Regions from separate parts of the Homo sapiens genome. Here region 2 is linked to region 1. Evidence: chromatin contacts called from ENCODE Hi-C or POLR2A ChIA-PET data. All regions are on one chromosome and are shown on one strand. Each heading gives the region's core, a stretch centred on a gene start or an enhancer-like site at or near the end of the contact. The rest is flanking DNA. Distances are from core to core; before and after follow the strand shown.

What was found. A loop is a pair of places that touch in the nucleus more often than their neighbours do. ChIA-PET counts read pairs that join two places held with the same protein, here RNA polymerase II (POLR2A). Pooled maps may share reads with other maps.
Region 2: a map of naive thymus-derived CD4-positive, alpha-beta T cell shows a loop between it and region 1 (27-fold over the local background). The contact joins the promoter of NXT2 here to the promoter of SLC25A53 in region 1. A Hi-C loop is called at or near these places in 1 of 168 maps with a recorded cell type or tissue (naive thymus-derived CD4-positive, alpha-beta T cell) and 9 of 50 pooled maps. POLR2A ChIA-PET finds 5 or more read pairs at or near these places in 1 of 52 experiments (T-cell).

What each region holds. Positions count from the first base shown.
Region 1 is chrX:104,154,491-104,160,145 of GRCh38, reverse strand. It overlaps SLC25A53 (solute carrier family 25 member 53), which reads left to right and starts at 3,137. Exons shown (of 2, transcript NM_001012755.5): 1 at 3,137-3,268. It also overlaps a transcript of FAM199X not described here. RefSeq lists an enhancer at 3,064-3,363.
Region 2 is chrX:109,532,786-109,538,352 of GRCh38, reverse strand. NXT2 (nuclear transport factor 2 like export factor 2) reads right to left here and starts at 1,509. Exons shown (of 4, transcript NM_001242617.2): 1 at 1,332-1,509; 2 at 222-308. The coding sequence starts at 1,346. RefSeq lists enhancers at 979-1,038, 1,329-1,528 and a silencer at 1,149-1,198.

The sequences.
Region 1 (5,655 bases), core at 1,888-4,387:
TACAGAGGGACTTCTTTACATGATCCTCTGACAAACATGAGCTGAGCATGATGAGTATTAGGGTTCCCTAGAAGCAGAGCCTAAGGTGGGGCATGATTCTTGGGCCAGTGATTTAGAGCGAGTGCTCTCAGCAGCAGCGGAGTGAGAGAAGCAGGATATGGCTGGAGGAAAAAACCTAAGCTCGCTGGAAACAAGCTCTAGCCTAATCCCAGGAGGAGCTCTGGAGTAGGATTTACACCACAGAATTGGTCAACCTTGAGGCAAGGTACCCTTGTACTCTCATCATCAGTTAGTCATTGCTTTTGGCTGCAGGGTTGTGTGTGTAGGGGTTGGGGTTATTAAACAGAAATCTCCCAGGCAATGAACCTCTTCTGCAGAGTGCAATTCTGCAGAGAAGGAAGCAGCTGTATTCATCAGCTAATACCCACAGCAGCTGGGGGATGGATCTATCTGCCTTGTAAAGGGGGCCTGAACTGGTCACCAGCTGTGTAAAACACTATGGTATAGAAACACTGTCATATATATGTTAGGACCCCAGAACAGCTCTGAAGAAACAAATAACTGAAACATACTGAAGAAAGCACTGCAGAACCTGAACACTTAAATTATGTACGTAGAGCATTGCTTCTAAAAATATGCTATGAGTACGACTAAGGATGCTAGGAACACATCTCCCTTTCTAACATTGGGTTTACGAACATCCTCTCCCCTCAACTACCCAGTTTGCTTAGCAGTAGCAGCTGGTGGTGAATTCTGCCATTAGGGCAAGATGCCCAGCAAGGAAAGAACTGGGTTGGTTAGGAGAATTTAAGGCAGATGAAGTCTCTGGAATGGGGATATGGTGTGTAGGGTGAAAGGAGCTAAAAGGGAAAGGTTTCTTTGTGTATGAAACCCACTCACCAATCTCCACCATTTGTTTATTTCTACCGGCCCTAGAGACACTCTTGTTGGCTCGTCTTTCCTCTGCCAACACTTTTGCTTTGCATCAGGATTTTTCTCTTTCCTCGCCTCTGAAACTCGACTTCTCACAGCTCTACCCCTTACACTGACACTTTCTAATAGTTTGACAGCTAGAAATAATGGAGAAAATTAAGTAAAAAGTCTTTCCGTGCTACCTCTGTTATTTTTGTTTTTAAATTTGGCCAAGCCCAGACATGTGTGCTATCGTTGGGTGTTGGGGGAAAAAATAAAAGACAAGATGATTTGTCTGCAATTCAAACCCAAGAGGGTTTCCTAGGTGTGGAGTGATGGGTTCTGAAATGCCAAATGAGAAAGAAGGTCAGGGAGCTACAAAAGAGGTACAGAGGTAGGGACAAGGCAGTGCTTCATTTACCTTCAGCAAACCTGGTGATTTACCTTCTCCTTCAGTCCCTTCACCATCACCAATCCTTCCCCTGAAAAAACCATTGTGGACTGCCTGATGATAAGTTGGGAAGTGAGAGTGGGTAGGTGTGGAGCAAGAATAACAACATCCTGGGTACCGTACATTCTGAAGGAACAGAGGGAATTCCTGTTTTGTTTTAACCTGGGACAGAGGGGATTGGTTTGTTCTCTCCAGGCTGAGGCAGTAATTCCTGACTCTAGGGACTGCTGATATGGAAATTACTACTACCACTCTGGGTGGAGTCAGATGAGTATATTAAAGAGTCTCATTGTACTGTCCTAAAATAAGCAAGATCTTTGCTAATATCCAAGCTTTACAGAACGGTGGGATGAGGTGAAGGCCCTGTACCTTTATCCCCAGTGGTCTTCAGTACTATAGGAAGTAATGGGGCCTGTGTGGCACAGTGGAGGGCAATGAGTGAGCTGGTTATGCCAATTCCTACTATAGTCACCTCCTTGGCTGCCAGCCTTCAAGGGAGAGATCTTTGCCTTAGTGGGTTCTGCCCTTCTGCTTCTGAAGAGAACCTAGTCTTTCTGTATGGGCATTCAGGCAATTCTTGGGGTGGGGAGTTGGGGGAGAGAGAGCACTTGAAAAGAATTTATGGTGGCCTTTTTCTCAGTGATATTTGAGAAATACCAAGACACATCTGAATGTATCTGAGTTTAAGTCTTGGCTCTATTTGTTATTAGCTCTGTGACCGTGGGCAAGTTATTGATTTATATGCAATCTGACTAATCTGAGTTTTCTTAGCTGCTTTAAGCAGACAAAGAGGACAGGAAAGGGTAATACACTTAAGAACCAGCAAAGGGCTATTGTGAGGATGAAGCAATAACAACAAAATGGGTTTAAAGCACTTATCATAGTGCGTGGTCCATAGAACTGCAAACGTTGGATTTTGCTTATTTTAGGACAGTACAAAGAGACTCTTTAATATACTCTTCTGACTCCAGCCAGAGTGGTAGTAATTTCCATATCAGCAGTCCCTAGAATCAGGTATTACAGCCTCAGCCTGGAGAGAACAGGGCAATCCCCTCTATCCCAGGTGAAATGATTATTATCATTTATTATTTATTAGCCAGAGGTCTTAGGTGAGATCAAATTCAATCATTATAATTTATATTTCAATATACTGCTTAACTTCATGATAGGCAATGTTCTAGGTGCTCCTCACATGTGAAATTTTAATATTTTTACTGCAACTCTGGAGGTAAGTACTATTATTATACCAATTCTACAGATGAAAAAGCCAAGGAATAGCATGCTTGAATCACTTGCCCAAGATGCCATGTTTAGATAGTGGTACAGTGGGGATTCGAACGCGGGAGCTCAGGTTTCAAAGTCTGTGCTCTTTACATATGCAGCTAAAGAGTCAGACAAGAACCAAAAGGAGATGGAGAATAGAGGGTAGAAAGGGCACAGGTTCAAGGTGAAAGGTCAGAAACTGCAAATTCGGAGTTTGGGTTGGTCTAGCAGCTTAAAGGCGTCATCATGAACTGTTCACCTAAGTAAGTTAAGCTCCTGTTTGAGAATGACTGATAAGCTTGCAAGCCAACTTACAAACAAACTGGGGAAATGTTCCAATAGATGACTAAGTCTTTTAGGTCTTTTTACCTGTGTTTTTCGGTCTCTATACCAGATTAGTCGCCTGGCTCTCCCAAACAGACCGGCCAACTGACGTAGTCGCGAAACGGTTAATGTCGAGGCGGGGGCGGGGGAGGCGGAAATAAAGAGAGCGGAAGCAAAGAGGATTGTGGGAGCTCCGTTGTGCGTCGCTTAAGTGAGGGCGGCGGATGGGCGAAGGTCCGGTGACTGCGACTGTCGCTGCTTTCTGAGGCCACAGGAAAGGGGCCGTCGGTCGCCGCCATGACAGCGAGCGAGGCGGAGGTTTGTAGCACTTCTTATGGGCTGAGGGCGTAGACACATCCTGCTTCCAGCCTAGCAGGCAAACGGGAACGGAAGTGATAGGGGATCAGAAGTTGCGAGGGGATGAGGAGTAGGGGAAACTGACAAGCGGACGGACCCGGCGGCGAGAATTGATGGCGTAGCTGTAGGATTAAGGGGCGTGTCAACTGTGTTGTGTGTGTTGACACTGAGATGTGTGAATCCCCTCATTATTTTTAGCTGGGGACAGGCGGGGTCTATGGGGGAGGGGGCGGACGGATGAATGGAGGATAAAATCAGGGCGAAAACGTGTTGTCTGCTGGGCACCAGTACATCTGAGTCACATCTCAGCAGGATGATTTTATTGGAAAGATCTAGGTCCCTGGTTTCAGATTCTGCTATTGATGCGTTGATTGATTTCCCTTACCAAAATACCAAGTACCTGCTCTGTGCTGGGTACTGCACTAGAGGCTCCGGATGAGGAAAGGAATTAGGCTTTTTCCTCGACATTTACAGCCTGCCGGTTGCTATCTGCATTTGGAGACAGGCTATTACAATACAAGGAGACAGAGATAGATCCTGTGTTATGAAAATCTATTGGGTGCCACCGAACTCATCTGGGAGTTGAGATCTGGGACGGCTCTTTGATGCGGTGATTTAACATATATTTTGAAGACAAAATAAGCAGGGCAAAAACGAAGTGCAATTTTCCTCCAAGCACCTTCCCTCCCTGTTGAGGTGAACTGGAGAACTGAGTAGCATTTAAGGCCCAAAATTAGTGTATTTCTTTTTTTTTTTCTTTCTTTCTTTCTTTTTTTTTTTTTTGATAAGGAGTCTCTCTACTTCTGTCGCCCAGGCTGGAATGCAGTGGCGTGATCTCCGCTCACTGCAACCTCCGTCTGCCGGGTTCAAGTGATTCTCCTGCCTCAGCCTCCCGGGTTGCTGGGATTAGAGGCACCCACCACCACTCCCGGCTAATTTTTATATTTTTATATTTTTAGTAGAGACGGGGTTTTACCATGTTGGCCAGGTTGGCCTCGAACTCCTGACCTCAAGTGATCCGCCTGCCTCGGCCTCCCAAAGTGCTGGTATTACAGGCATGAGCCACCGCGCCCGGTCCCCACAACTAGTTTATTTCTGGTAAGAGCATTTGCCCATCACAATGGGACTTCCAGGCGCCTCTGGAAGAATCAGTCTTACGTGAGTGCAAAGCCTGCAAGCTCTGGGTAGGACTACGATGGAGGTGCTAGTTACTTGGTTTTCCAGCAAACTCGGTTCACAGCAGGGAATTGTGCACCCACCAGAAATCCTAAGCAATATTTCTCTGAACAAGAAAAGAAGCCTCTTTGTTTACCAGAGAAACAACAGTATAGCAGTCTAAGTCAGTGGCTCTCAAACTTTCCTGTGAATCAGAATCAGATGGAGCGTTTCTTAAAACCAAGATTGCTAGGTCCCATCCACAGAGTTGCCCCTACAGTTGGTCAGGAGTGGACCCCCGAATTTACATTTCTAACTAGTTCCCAGGAGATGCTGATACTCCTGGACATGGGGCCATACTTGGAGAACTATAGGTCTAAACGGAGCTGACAATAAATTGGAAAGAATATCTCCTGGAATCTCTTAGAACCCGGGAGGCAGAGGTTGCAGTGAGCCAAGATTGCGCCACTGCACTCCAGCCTGGGCAACAGAGTGAGACTCTGTCTCAAAAAAAAAAAAAGAATATCTCCCCTAGGGAAGGCTAGGCACACTCCTAAACGTCAGGCATGTCTGAATTCAGACACAGTAGATATGAAATAAAATGGACTTATTTGACACTGCTTAGAAAATCTTTTTATTTTTATATTTGTATAATTTTATTGTATATTTACAAATTGTATACATTTATAGAGTTCAAAGTGGTATTTTATATATATACAATGTAGAATGATTAAATCAAGGTAAATAACATATTCATCACCTAAAATTTTATCTTTTTTTACACAAAAATGACTCAACATGGAATTTAATAGTTTTTTTGTGGTGCTAACATTTGAAATGTACTCTTAGCTCTTTTGGAATATGAAATTTTGAAATATCACCACCATTCTATTCTCTGTGTTTGTGGGTTCCATTGTTTTAGATTCCACATACAAGTGAGAACATGAAGTATTTGTCTTTCTGTGCCTGGCTTATTTCACTTAGCATAATGTTCTCCAGGCTCATCAATGGACAGATTTTCCTGATTTTTGAAGACTGAATAATATTTCATTGTGTATGTATAGCACATTTGCTTTATCTGTTCATCCACTGATGGACACTTAGGTTGATCCCATAACTTGGCTATTGTGATAAATCCTGCAATGAACATAAGAGTACAGATATCTCTTCGACATACTGATTTCAAATTCTTT
Region 2 (5,567 bases), core at 260-2,759, 5.4 Mb before region 1:
GCTCCAGGTCAAAGAACTAGGTAAAAGTAAACCTGGGATATGATTCCAGAGCCCATGTTCCCACTAATGCCATACCAATCCTTCCCTGAGCAATTTGCTTTTAAAGAGTAAATCCACAGTTACCACTTATGCAAGTCAGATGAAACGCTGGCTCCAGACACAACCTGGTATTTAATAAAGAGTAGTAGTCTATAAAGAGTAGTAGAGTCTATAACACTCACCCGTCTTCTTTTATCCATTGTCTCATAGTAAATATTGACAAACTCCTCAGCAGCTCTACATGCCTGATCTACATAAGTTTTAAAATCCTACAAGAAAAATTCCAGAAGTATAGATTACCAACCTTTTCAACCCCTCACAAACACAAAACCACTGACAGAAGCTGATGATTTATTTCAACCACTATGTAGCTCTATATACAGTCCACATTCTTTCATATAAATTCAGACATTTTAAAGGCCGGACTCTGAAGTTTGCAATTTTAAAATTTTTCACTAATTTTAAGTGCATGTCTTTAGGACATAATCTTCTCAATGAATCTGAGTCTTTTTCAGTCTCCACATATAAATTTATAATCTTTTCTTGGCAACTAAGCACTTTAGACTTTCAATATTTTACAAACATTCACGGCAATGAAAATGACACCACCTGAACCTTAGAAAAGGAGAGAGAGCGGCAAAAACTGCCACTGAATAAGCTAGGAAATTGTTTTCTGTTTTCAAGTGAGGTGTTAGAGCCAAACTCCAAAGTTGATGAATGGGAAACACACACACACACACACACACACACACACGAAAGTAGTTCAACTACTTGAAAAACCGGCAGCTCCACTTAGGAAACTTTCCCACATTGCGTAAATATTCACTGCTGTTTGCCTAAGAACTGTGACACCGAAGAAAGCAACGCTGTTGGCGTTCGTGCCGGAGAATTAAGGAATACCTTCCTTCTCATTCATGTACGGGGCCCAGTCTATTACTAAATTAAGAACAATGAATCGCCAGTTTCTTTGTCAGGTGACTGAAAGTGATTTTTAGAGAGGAAGATAATCGAGAGAAAGAAACTGCAAGCCATAAACAACAAACCCCAACATCCCCGCCTCTCGCTATTTCCCAGCTCAGGGTCCTTTCCGGGATCAGAAAGCGACTGCTAACCAGGCTGGGGGTGGGGCCGGCAGGGCGGGCAGCAAAGCGTGGGCCCCGCCCCGCAGTGCAGAGAGCCGGGACGTGATTCGTCACCTATCCACGTGAGCAGCAGCCAGACCGCCCCGGAATCCCTCCTCTCAGCCACTGGAGTCCGGCGCCCAGCCGTCCTGCCACGGCCCAGGCACTCACCAGAGACGTGGCCATCTGGGACCTTGTAGCAGTGTGTTCTGGCAGTGTCGGCGTCACTACCTCCTCACGTGTCCGGTCCGCAGGGCTGCGGAATGATCAATACTTATGAAGAGAGCGAAACCCGCCAAACGCACAAAATTTTCCACCCTCCCATTCTCTCCCGGAAGTAGCTCGGTCCGTCGTTAAAAGCACACCGATGTTCCAACCTTAAGTTCCACTTCCCTTCAGTTCCTGAAGATCCCTCCCATCCACCTTATCTACTTGTTTGATACTTAGTTTAAAATTTAAAAGCCACTTTGCTTTTGTAAACATGATACTCAACAGGAAAGTCCCCTACTTTTCTAACGACAAGCCTGGGGACAAGCAAAAATGAAAGTGTTCAATTACAGGGACTTTTTTGCCCCAGGAGGCGGAGCCAAAGCCCTCTGAAGACCAATTAGAAATGCGAGGAGACCTACTATTCCGTAGCCTATAGGATAAGTGGGCAGAGCTTGGGGAAAGGCGTGCGTGACTAGTGAACAATTTAGCATTCTGGAACGTTCTGGAAGGATCATCCTCACTGAATTACTACGTTTTGGCAGTATGCCTAAAATTACTATTTCATTTTAACCCAGCCACATTGAACAGGAAAAGTTCATCTGGTTTCTCCATTCTGGCATTTTAAAATGTCTCACGGACACCAACAAAAATTAAGTTTACAGTGCTATTCACCATCTTTTAAGGGCTATTTATTCTGCAAGGTATTCTAACAATAACTAAAATGTCGAGTGCTGACTATATGTAAGGTGCTTTTCTAATCAGTTTTACATATATTCACTTATTATAACAATGCTGAGGTAATTGCTATTATTTTATCATCTTCATTTTACAGCTAAGACTGTAAAATCTGCCTACGGTCACAAACTAGTTGAGATTCAAACTCAAGCAATATAACTGTCATGGCAATGTGGCTTTGCTCCCCAACACCCCTTAAAAACCTCTCATCCCAAAGCCGCCAATGACTTCTGATTTAAATGGCAAATTAATTAGATGTCGTAGTTTTACCTTGAGTGGCTGGTGTGTGGCCCCTCATAATAGTTACTTCTTCTTTGGTATCCTTCTCTGTCTCCCTGAGACCAGTGGCTTCTGTATTTTCTCATACTTTTAATCTTTCTCTTTATCTGGCTCTTTTCTCTTCAAGGTAGGACTAACGGAAGCTTCTTCTCAGCCAGCCAGCTTCCGTTTTCCGTTAACCTCTGACTGGCGTCACTTCCGGTGCATCCCCCCTTTTAAAGCCTCCCTTCTTCAGGGTGATCTAAATTGCTACTCGTATGCTAATGAATCTCAACAACCTATCCCAAGCCCCCACCCCTTATCTGAGCTCCAATTACACATAATAATTTTGCTAAACATGAACGTGACTGCACTATAGGCTTCTCAAACTTGTACGTCCAAAATTTAAACTCATTATTTCCTCCGCACTTCCAAACTTTTATATTCTCCCAGTCACCTATCTTGAATTCTCGGAATCTTTATTTTTTTGGTTCCGCTCTCCTCCTCATCATAATTCATTCAATAAATATTTATCAAGTATTCACTATGTGCCAAAGATTGTGCAAGGCTCTGTATATAGAGTGGTGAATAAAATAGGCATGTTTCGAATCCTTGTGAGGCTCAAAGTGTAATGAGAGTGCTAGACAATAAACATAACATTGAGTTACAAAGAAATACTAAGTAACTTGCTTAGTTCTGACCATTCCCTATAGCAACCCTTCTCCCTCTTCCCCTCCCCTCCCCTCCTCCTCCTCCTCCTCCTCTTCTTCTTTTTTTTAGAGACAGAGTCTCACTCTGTGGCCCAGGCTGGAGTGCAGTGGCATGATGTTGGCTCGCTGCCAACCTCCGCCGCCCGGGTTCAAGTAATTCCCTTGCCTCAGCCTCCCGAGGAGAGTAGCTGGGACTGCAGGCGCCAGCCACCACGTCCGGCTAACCCTCTTCGTTTTTCTCCCTCGCTCTTCTTGGCTCTCTCCCTCCCTTTCTCCCCCACACTTCTCTCACTTTCCCCATCTCATTCTCTCCTCCCTCTCTCACCCCCACTTCTCTCTCTTTCCCCCTCTCATTCCCCCTCTCATTCTCTCCTCCCACACAAACTTTGATAACTCTATTGTCTATTTTCTTCCAAATTCTCATAATCTTTAAATACCTACCTTGGTCTGATCTGAATTTATTTTCCCAGGCTATTCTCCCAAATTCACCAACACTGGCAAAGTTAACTACTACTGTTTGCCAAGAATGACTGATGTTTACTACTTCATTGGTGATTGTTTTTCTTGATTGAGAGATTGTGTTTTATATGATTTCATTCAATCCTCACAACCCCCAGAAAGGCAGACATTATTATCTAGATTTTTAAAAATTTAAACTTAAGTTTAAAGAAGTTAAGTAAATTGGTTAAGATGATACAGCTAGTGGACCTGGGATTTCAGTCCCAAACTTTCAAATCCCAAAGTCTGCTTTTAGACACTTGGCTATTCATGCATTTACTTATATATTCTTATTTTGGAATGTTCCCTCCATTTCTACCTGCCCTTCAGGGACCAGAACAGGTGCGATCTTCCCTATGAAGTCTTCCCTCATTTCATGTCCCCTGAACCCCAACTGTTGTGAGCTCTTTAATGGCTATGAGAATGGCTATTGGTGTGGGAAATAGTGTTGAAAAATATGGGAGGGTTGAAGTACTGGAAAGGGACAGCTGAGTTAGAGGTGGAGGGGAGCTCAGTTTTGCACTGAATTTTTGCACAGAATTTTGTGCTACAAAGTGGAAATTGCTACATTGTGCTACAAAGGTAGGAGACTGGGTAAACTGATAATATAGAAACCAATGATGGGCTCTGGTTGTCAGAGCAGTGAATTTAAAGATATGAAAACTATGTTGGATGGAGGGGGAGGGATGCAAATGGAAACAAAGTGAATAAGACACGGAGTTGCTCTTCACTAGATAACTGCAAATGTATAAAACTTGGGAAGAATGACTAGGAAGGGTGTGAAAGAGCTTTTCTTGGAACACAGCATAGCATTTTGATTGAGCACATTGTTGTTGGCACCAGTCTGGGCTCAAATCCTAATCATGCTACTGACTAGTTTTGTGACCTTGGCAAAATTACCATTCCATGACTCATACTCCCGATCTGTAAAATGGAAATGATATTAGTACATATTTCACAGCATTGCTTTAGGAATTAAATGAGTCAGTGCCTGTCATATAGTTCCTGCTTGAGGAGCATTATTTTCCTACCCATGGCAGAGGAAATTAGGCAGCCACTTATTTGAGAGTATGAGGCGGGTCCAGATTAGATAACATATGAGGTATTGAGAGGCATCTATCTGCACAGTTTAGGAGATGGCTGGTGACCCTGGGATAACAGACTGTAAGGAGCAATAAATTGTGTCAGGTAGGATTAAATGAGGCTGTGCTGTGCAGCCAGATCTTCTGATCAAGTGTAAACCTAATGGAATTAATGTTGTTGGGAATTACCAACATCCCCATCTGAATCTTTGCCTTGCTCAAGACTTGAGAAGAACTAATCTAGAACAACCAGGGAAGTGATCTGAGCAGTCAACTCCTTCCTCTGAGCTCCTTAATTGGTAACCATAGTGTTCACATCAAATAGTGCTTTTAAAAAAAAGTTTAATTGAGATATAATTCACATATACAATTCACTAATTTAAAAACCAATTCAGTGGTTTTTAGTATATTTACAGTTATTCAAGCATCACTGCACAACTTTAAAACATTTTTAACACCTCGAAGAGAAACCTCTTTCCCACTTCCCTTTTTACCCCAGCTCCTAGCAACCACCAATCTACTTCCTGTCTCTATGTATTTGCCTATTCTGGACATTTCATATAAATGTAATCCTACATTATGTGGTCCTCTGTGTCTGGCTTCTTTCACTTAGCAGAATATTTTCAAGATTCATCTGTGTTGTAGCATGTATGAACATTTCATTCTTTTTAATTGCAGAATAATATTCCATGGTATGAGTATAACACATTTTATTTATTCATCCATCCATTGATGGACATTTGGATGGTTTCTACTTTTTGGCTGTTATAAACAACGTTTCTAGGAACATTCGTGTACAAGTTTTTGTATTGACGTATCCTAGATACCTAGGGGTGGAATTGCTAATTCATATTGTAATTTATGTTTAATGTTTTAAGGAACTGTCAACCTGCTTTCCACAGTGGTTACAACAT